Regions from separate parts of the Homo sapiens genome. Here all the other regions are linked to region 2. Evidence: chromatin contacts called from ENCODE Hi-C or POLR2A ChIA-PET data. All regions are on one chromosome and are shown on one strand. Each heading gives the region's core, a stretch centred on a gene start or an enhancer-like site at or near the end of the contact. The rest is flanking DNA. Distances are from core to core; before and after follow the strand shown. Region 1 holds the start of GCLC (glutamate-cysteine ligase catalytic subunit). Region 2 overlaps DST (dystonin). Region 3 overlaps LOC124901334 (a long non-coding RNA gene).

What was found. Hi-C counts contacts between places; a loop is a spot of excess contacts on that map. ChIA-PET counts read pairs that join two places held with the same protein, here RNA polymerase II (POLR2A). Pooled maps may share reads with other maps.
Region 1: a loop to region 2 is called in a map with no recorded cell type, with 9 times the contacts of the local background. The contact joins the promoter of GCLC here to the enhancer-like site in region 2. A Hi-C loop is called at or near these places in 1 of 37 single-sample maps with no recorded cell type and 3 of 50 pooled maps. POLR2A ChIA-PET finds 5 or more read pairs at or near these places in 1 of 52 experiments (HEK293T).
Region 3: POLR2A ChIA-PET joins it to region 2 with 11 read pairs in A673. The contact joins two enhancer-like sites. POLR2A ChIA-PET finds 5 or more read pairs at or near these places in 2 of 52 experiments (A673 and WTC11).

The regions. Positions count from the first base shown.
Region 1 is chr6:53,543,696-53,546,412 of GRCh38, forward strand. GCLC (glutamate-cysteine ligase catalytic subunit) reads right to left here and starts at 1,406. Exons shown (of 16, transcript NM_001498.4): 1 at 801-1,406. The coding sequence starts at 950. RefSeq lists enhancers at 90-831, 670-729 and a silencer at 950-1,379.
Region 2 is chr6:56,541,390-56,544,337 of GRCh38, forward strand. The region is part of intron 61 of DST (dystonin); the gene reads right to left. Among named protein-coding and RNA genes, the nearest start is that of COL21A1, 300 kb to the left of the region's middle. RefSeq lists enhancers at 802-1,567, 1,272-1,691. Within about 2 kb of position 1,467, at least 40 of the 41 ENCODE cell types and tissues checked have a DNase peak (open chromatin) inside an H3K27ac peak, as active enhancers do.
Region 3 is chr6:53,733,905-53,736,871 of GRCh38, forward strand. All of the region lies in intron 1 of LOC124901334 (a long non-coding RNA gene), which reads left to right. Among named protein-coding and RNA genes, the nearest start is that of LRRC1, 60 kb to the right of the region's middle. RefSeq lists an enhancer at 299-1,498. Within about 2 kb of position 1,252, at least 11 of the 41 ENCODE cell types and tissues checked have a DNase peak (open chromatin) inside an H3K27ac peak, as active enhancers do.

The sequences.
Region 1 (2,717 bases), core at 156-2,655, 3.0 Mb before region 2:
CACTAAATCAACAGTTTTAACATTGCTGCATTCCAGATCATTCCAATAAACAATGGTTCAACCTACTGAGAATCTAGAGACATTTCATCTCTAGGCAGAACACTGGTTTGTAAAGTTTAGTTGCTGGACCTAGGCCATGGAAAGACACAAGCAAATCCTAATGTTGAAACTCTAAATGCATTCCCACTTAGAATTAAACAGGAAAGGGAAGGTTCCTCCCCCATGTAGGAAACTGAGCCGTAATTTACTGGTTTCAATTTATAGCTATGAAGTGTGTGTGTTTTGGAGGGGAGGGAAGATGAGAAGTTGGAGAGGTTTAAGGAAAAGACACCTGCATGAGGTAGGGCAGAAGTGGACATCCTGAAGACCTGATTTCTAAAAGCAGCAGGCCTACTAGGAAAACTTAAATCTCTTTCATATTGACCGCAAAAGCGAATTTTGAGCCTGTAAGGTGGATCATGGTAGTTGCCGGTCTGCAGATACACTAGGTTGAAGACTCGCAGCACCTAATGTCACTTTTTCATGCTCACGCCCTCCCAGCGCCCAATCCGTGTTTATGGAATGAAGGGGAAAACCCAAAAGAATGAATGAACAAGAAAGGAGTCTAGTCAGGAGGATGGCCCTGGACGCGGACTAGGCGAAAGCAGGGACGATGCTCCCGGGGCCGGGAGGCGCTCGAGGACCCCCGGGCGCAGTGGAGAACGCGGACCGCGATAGGGCCGGGGGCGTAGGGCAAGACAAAGGCAGCGCGGGCGGCCAGACACGGGTGCCCGGCGGGGACGGGGACCGCGGGCGCTCACCTCATCGCCCCACTTGAGAACGTCCTTGTGCCGGTCCTTGACGGCGTGGTAGATGTGCAGGAACTGGAGGATCCCGTGCCGCCGCACGTGGTCGGCATGGCGCTTGGTTTCCTCCCAGCTCAGCGGCGAGCCCTGGGACAGCAGCCCCATGGCCGCCCCCTCCTCCTCCTCCTCCTCCTCCGGGCTGACGGCGGTCGCCCGCTCCGGGCGCGAGACGGACACTCAGCCGCCCGCAGAAGGCGGCTGCCGCTCCACCCCGCGGGGGCGCTCTCGGGCCGCAGTCGGCGGAGGGAGGGTCCTGCCCGCTCCGGCTCCCCGGCGGCGGCCCCTGGCGCCCAGGTGACAGACCCTGGGTCCGACGCACCGCGCGGAGGCGAAGGCAGAAGACCGAGAGCAGGCGGGACGGCTCTCGGCCCGGCGGCCTCGCCCTCCCCGCTGCTCCTCCTCCCGCTCCGATGCGGCGGCGGCGGACCCCACGGCCGCGCTGCCGCGGCGGCTCCCGCTTCTCTTTGCCGGTCTGGTGCACTGGCTTCTTCCTACTTGTGACCAAAACCTGCGCCGCCGCGGAGCATGCCCAGTCTTTGCGTCCGCTAGCTCGCCGCTCCTGGGCGCGATCCTGCGCTCCAGGTTTTATAGACTACGGGCGAAGGCGGGGAGAGGAGGCGGTGCAGCGGCGGAGGCGTGGCCTGAAGCCCGGTGGGAACCGCGGGGGCTCAGGAGGCGTGTGCAAGGGTGATTGGGTCGCAGTTGAGGGGAGCAGCTCGCGAGAAGGGGGCGTGCGGTCGGCCTCGCTTTACGCAAACGCGACATATCAAAATGCATTTTTTTTCCTAATCAGAAGAGATAAACTTGGGATTCGGGAAGAAAGTTGATTATTTGAATCAATGACGAACTCACCATATTATGTTTTAGTTGGACAGGGCCTCACACTTAGAGTGAGAGCGGCAGAATGTGTTGAGAAAAGTATTAACATGGTAGTGAAGTGAAACAGTTCAACTCTAGGCTCCATCACTTACTGACTGTGAGACTTGGGACGAGTTCTTCCCATATCTGCATAAAATTAGATTAATTCTATCTTTTATAGATGTCGTAATTATGTGCATAGTGTACATGTGTATAGTGTTGGCCAAAAAATTGACCTGGTTATTAAGAGGAATCAATTTGTCAACATGTGTAAATCATTATTCCCTACTGTCTTGATTAACTGGTGACCTATGTTCTCTGGATGGCACGGACACCATTTATTGCAAAAAGTCTCCAGACAGACCATATGAGGAACCATCTCCAAAAGTTTATCCTCCATCTAAACCTAAAATTCATCCCTTAAGTGATCAAAATGACGTTCTTGTGAGCCTACCGTGGGGTGGGGTTGAAGATAGTGGGAACACCTAGAGTTGGCCTTATCTCGGAGGGAAAGGAGAGGAAGGAGGTACCGTGCCCCCAAGTGATTGTTTAATAAATATGTGTTGACAGAGCAATGACCTGTCAGGGGAAAAGTGAAGGCAACTAGATCATACATGTACCTACCCAGAAAGTGTGTATTTATCATACCCTCTTCCCTCGCACTACAGAGTTAACATTTAGTAAGCACTTATTAATTGCTAAATGAGTGAGTACATGATAGCAGGATTCTCTTCTCCCACAGCCTTCATATTGGATGTGCCCCTCACAGGGCTTGGGGGCATGAATACCCAAGGTCTGGCTGGGATTTCCACAATGGTGTGTGTGTGTGTCTGTGTGTCTGTGTGTGTGTGTCTGTGTGTGGTAGGGATGTTTGAAGCTCAGGAGAAGATGTTTCCATCCTCATCACACAGGTGGGATAGAAATCAAACCACATTCTAATTTTTCCACAGCCTTTTCAACAACCTCCTTTGCCCTCCCACCAACCTCACCAGATCTGTATATGGTTCTGGCACT
Region 2 (2,948 bases), core at 217-2,716:
ATGCCTGGAAGATAGACTACCTTTTGAACCAGAGTCTATCTGTTCATTTAGTCTAACAGTATCATAGATTGACCGCTGTGGGACGTAACAGTCTTCGATATTTAGGTCCTCCTCTTCTTCACCCTTCCCTACACATGGGGGATTCTGACGTAAACAGTCTGGTCTGCTGAGTGGCTTCCCCATTTTGCAGATAGTTAAAACAAATATTGCAGCTCTTGACACAGATAAGAAATAAGATAAAGCATCTTCCAAAAAAGTATACTTCTGAACAGAGCTATGGAGTGTCTTTAGCATAAAGACACATGCTCAAATAATATATTTCATAATACATGAGGTGTTTAAGGTCATCAGCAGTGCATCAGTATAAATGCAACTATCCTTTTACCTGGTTGATTTTAGGATGATTCTAAACAATAAAGTGCATCAATAACAGAGAACAAAAATCTCCTTTGTCCACCTTTCCCAGCTCCCAAAGTCCCCGTTCACACACTCCAAAACACAGAAAATAAACAAACACACACTTAACAGTGGCTCAAACACTCAGAACATTCCATTGTCAGTCCATTTCCCTTTTTAGTCTGATATTTCCAGATTAAAATTTCCAAATGAGCAAGCATTTTAACAGCCTGAATGTTAATTTCGGCAGAGCTCTGGTTAACTGTAATCCACTTAAAGATGGCTTGCAGAACTCCACCATTCTGGTAAATAAACCATGCTCCAGAAATTTAAAAGACAAACACAGGGACCTGGTATTGTTCACATCAAGGCACAGAACAAATCTTCAGAGAAAAATAAGTTAAGTCTAACGTTATGAGAAAGTTACATTTTTCTTTTACTTTTTTTTTTTGGAGGGGGGAGTAGCTATAAATAAACTTGATTGAAAAGGCAGGTTTTCTTCCTGTTTTAAGCTTCTTCAATGCTATTCAGAACTACTCAAAGGAAGAAAGAAAAAAACACCAGACTTTTAGACACCCAGGGCAGTACAATCCAGCAACCGTTTAAAGTAAACAGAAAGCATGGTGTACTACTAAGCTTCTTTAAAAAAAAAAAAAAAAAAAAAAAAAAAGCCATTTCCAAAGATTCTTATCTGGTCCTCCTTAGGAAGGCTTATTCCACCTGAGGCAATTGCAGCAACGAAGAGCTCCGCGGCTTCCTCTAAGGCACAGGCAGCGTAATTCACATTGAGCAGAAAACCCAGGGACTACATTAGCCTTTGAAACTGAACCAAGTTCTGTGGCCGCGGTATGGCCTTCATTTCAGCTGGGGCTAGAGAGAGACGGTGGCGGTGGAGGCAGCAGAAAGAACTCCGGAAGGGAGCTCCGGGGCTGTCCGCGGCTCCTCAGGGCAGCACGGTGCCGGGCAGGCATGCTCTCCAGCCAGGGCGCTTGCAGCAACGCCCTCTCTCTTCAGGCACCATCTGCTGCGTCTCTGGGCCTGCCGGGCGTTCCGGAGCCGCAGCTCTCTACCACTTCGGTGCTACGCCCTCCCGTGACTTAACTTCGCAGTCATCTTTCGCTTCTTCCCGGGAGTCGGCGAGCGGTTTCAGTGGGAGGTACCTCGAAGCCGAGAGGCTGCAATGTAACAGCTTGTGGTGACATCAGCGCAAAGCAGGCCGAGTCCGGCCACTGGGGAGAGGGACAGCTCAGGTTCAAACACCGCGGAAACCCCGCCGACTACTTCAAAATGGGAGGGGATCCGTAGGGCTTGCGGAGGCAGAACCTGGCACCGGGAGATCCGCGAAGAAATTATTTTGTGAAGGTCCAGAGACCGCACTCATTTGAATACTAAATGGGAAAAGGGGGGCTACATAGGTCCCTATCCTTCAGTTGAAACCGCACTTTTACACTGAAGAATCTGATGCTTCAGCAGTATCTGCGATGCAAAGTGCAGATCACTTTGAAGTCGAGAGTGTTTTGCCGTTCCCTTTTGAAGCCCAAGTTCAAATCTAACTGTTCTCCAGAGTAAAGTATTCCTACCAGTGAGGGGCTCTCAGCACTGCTGACATGAATATTAGTAGTTACTAATAACCATACAGTACTCTTGAGGTTAACACAAGGCCCAAGAGTGGTACTCACTGACTCCAGATATTTAATAAACAAAATCACCTCCACAGATTTTTATCTACTGAACACCCTTCTAAAAATACTGTTTGAAAATAAATTCAGCAAGCCAACTCTTAGTCTTTGTAGGAAATTTAATAGTTTTATTTAAATAAAATCTAAACATTCTCTATTTTACAAAATAAGAAACATCGTCAGAGTGTCAGTTACAAATGAAGCGGTCTTTCTTCAATCTCATAAAATAATCATTTGAACATGAACAAAACTGTGCTAACTCCAAATGAAGAAGGCAGTTCTAGTAAAAACAACTTTATACTTTCTTTGTTAATTTTACAGAAAAGATGTGGGAGGAAACTTTTGTGCCTTTAATGAGAAAACGTTATCTCAATATTCATTCGATAAATCTAAGAGTTGAATCTTTTTTAAAAAAATCTTTTCATAATGAAAACTCTATCGGTAACTCATCCATTCAACAATTATTAGATTATTAGATGCAACTCAGTATGTGGCCATCATTAAGTTGACTAGATATATGACTATCTATAAAGAAAAAGAGATTTAAAAATATCCATCCACATCACAATATCAATGCCAATTTTTCATGTTCAAGACGTGAAATATTTCAACAAGCACCTGATTCTGTGGTGTTCAAGCACACAGGCTGTAATAAGGCACTGATAAGAGAAAGAAAAATGGTCTCATACTTACCACGCTTGAACAGTGGATTGGGCACTAGACTGGGAAATAGTAGAGGCCAAGAGTCTTACTCCCAGCTGCCGCTCTCTTGATATGTAAGCTTAGAAAACTACTTATTCATGGCAATATGAATAATAAAGTTTCCTTGAGATCTCTGAGTGCCTTTCTCTAAACACTCTAAGATCCTTACAG
Region 3 (2,967 bases), core at 2-2,501, 2.8 Mb before region 2:
GAGGTCAGCCTTGTTCTTCCTGAATTGCATCTACTAGTAGGGTCCTTTAGGGGTGCACTCTCAATTGTTATTATTATTTAATGATGGTTTAGTTGGGCATAGAACTTTAGTTTGATAACTATGCATCTCAAAGATATTAGTACACTTACAGTGTTGCTTATATCAATGTAATTATTGTTCATTTTGGTTAACTGACTTTTTGCTTATGAAGATCTTTGTCTTTGACATTTTGTTGTTTCATTACATTTTGTTTTGTTGTTGACACTAGGAATGAACTTATTTTTATTTTTCTTGATCAGGACTTTTTAAACTTTGTGAATCAGACAATTTATGTTTCAAAAATTTTAGACAATTTAGTCATTGCATCTTCAAATTTTGCCTCTTCCTCATTTTTTCCATGTTTTCCTTCTGGAACTTTTACTGGACATCTTTTCATTTTATCCTCTACATCTCTCCCTTTTTATTCATGTTTTTTGTCTCAATCTCTTTGGAATTCATGCTCAGAGCTATCTTCCAGTTTGCTAATGCTTACTCCAGTTGCATATTCCAACTAATGCTATTCCAGCTAATGTTATCTTCCAGCTTCCTTTGCTCTTTCTAATGCGTCAATTAAGTTTTCAGCTTCAATGAATATACTTTTCTTTTCTAAGCACTGTGTTTGTTTATTCCGTCAACTTTGCAGTTGCATTTTTCTCCTTTTTTTTTTTATTGTGTTACGTCTTTAATCATTCTAAAGATACCTGTTTTATTGCCTATGTCTGACTCACCGGAAATTCCTAGGTATCCAGTCATGCTGTTTGTGGTATCTGCTGCCTCTTGCTCCTGGTAGCTTGAGTGTTTCATAAATATAGATTGCGAATTTATCAACACTGAGCCTTTAACTGTGAGGATCCTGTGAGGCCTGGATCGAAGGTGTGATTCTGCAGCAAAGTTTTACAACTGCCTCCGTCGAATGCCCCATGGGTAGAAAACCAGGCTTCATTTTTACATGAATTGCTTGATTGAGAGTTCTTGAGCTATAAAAGATAAGCCCTGAATCCACGTGGGGGCAGGTCTTGATCAGGAACACTCAGGGCAGACTTTCTTTTTCCTCACTCAGAACCCAGACTGAAATAAACAAAATACCTTGTCATCTCCCTGTCAGTGGGTGGATTTATTTAAGGACCTCTCTATTACTGAAAATAGAGTCCTTCAAGAGTCCCCTACTGGTGTTTCAGTTCCAGCTCCCAGCCTTATATATGTGTGGAGCCAGGACCTCATCTGCCATCTCCACGCATGCATTGGCTCTGAGCTAGTGCGATGGCGCCCCCTTCCTGTCTCCCACTTCCCTCCCAGGACAACCGCAGGCTTCCTGTCTCTGTACTGCTCTGGTTTGTGACCTGTTTCAATTTTAGCTCCTGAACATTTCTTGTACTATCTTATAAAGTCAGTGCTTTTAAAAGTATGTTTTGTATATTTTTTTCCAACATTTCTAGATGTTTTATAATGGAGGCTCTACATTTTTCTATATTGTTAGAAATGTAAACTCTTATATATACTTTTACGAATAGATCCCAAAGAAGTTTTTAACTTGGTGAAATCATCTTGTTATGTGAAAATGTGGCCATCATAGCTGGCTAACATGCTAAAGAGGATTAGCCTTGGTGAACATGCTACTAACTCAAAAAGTTATAATAGGGTGCTTGAGATAATACAGGGGAAAGGTAATGCCTTTTGAGGGACTAGATAGTCAAGCAGAATATCGTAAACTGAAGGAATCTTGGAGATTAATGTATTCATTCATTCATTCATTCATTCATTCATTCATCAGTTACCTGATGCATGCCTATGACCCAGAAACTGTTGGGTAACATGCAGTTTCTTCTCATCAAGATCATCTTCTGTAGCACACGGTGAATAATAAACAGATGATTAAGTAACATAGTTATAGACGGTGATAAAAGCTGCACACTTTTAAGATGAAGACTGGGAGGCATCAGCCTCCATGAAGAAGTAACAGTTGAGCTGAACCCTAAATCATGAGAAAGAGTTAGCCATGAGAAGAGGAGGAAGCAGCACCTAGACGGAAAGGCAATGTGATTCGGTTGGCGGGCGGAAAGCACAGGAAACCCCAGTGAGAAACCAGAGCAGACAGAGGGTTCTGAGAACACAGAAACCAGCTTAGCCAGAGTTGGCCCTGGTGGGACTCTGATTATACCTTCTGTATTCTCCAGTCCTCACCCATCACATACCACTAATGCCCTTGACAGCTGTCCTATTCAGCCTTGTCTTTAAGCAAGCTGTTATCTACCACATCAAATACCTCCAAGTGCCCACATGAGCCATAAGAAGACCTAGAACACCTGCTTCTGGGGTATTTTAGACATCTTGCTCCAAATCCATAGAGCCTCTGCAATTAATGAAATTATCTAGGAGTTCTTGCACCTGTTGTTTTTATGTAATTCTGTCTGTGCTCACTCGAATAACTACTAATTATGTTCTAGCATAATAAATAAAAATTTGCTGTTATGGTTTTAGAAAACAAAGAAAGTGCTTGATATTTAAAAAGTGCTTTTTATTAGAAAAATCTCTATACTAAATTGTCAAATTTTCATATCTTTTTGTTATATAGGGAGCTATCTATACAGCCCTGCTCAAGTTGACAAGTATATATACATGTATGTATACATATATGTATTTATACGAGCCTTAAAAGAAGAAAACAAATTTTATTGTCTTCCTTCTAATATTACTGATGAGTAACTGCATCCTCTCAATAGTTTGAAAACTATTGTTTACTTGATTTCACTTTATTTTCATAATAATCATGGGAGGTTAATAGTATTATTTCCCTTCTTTACCAGAAAAGGAAATCAGTTTCCTTTTATGACAATGGTGAAGCAACATAAAATATTACTGAGAATAGATTAAGGATAAAATGTGCATGTTAAGAGTTAAATGTTCGTCTCTGTTCTAAGCCAATAACAC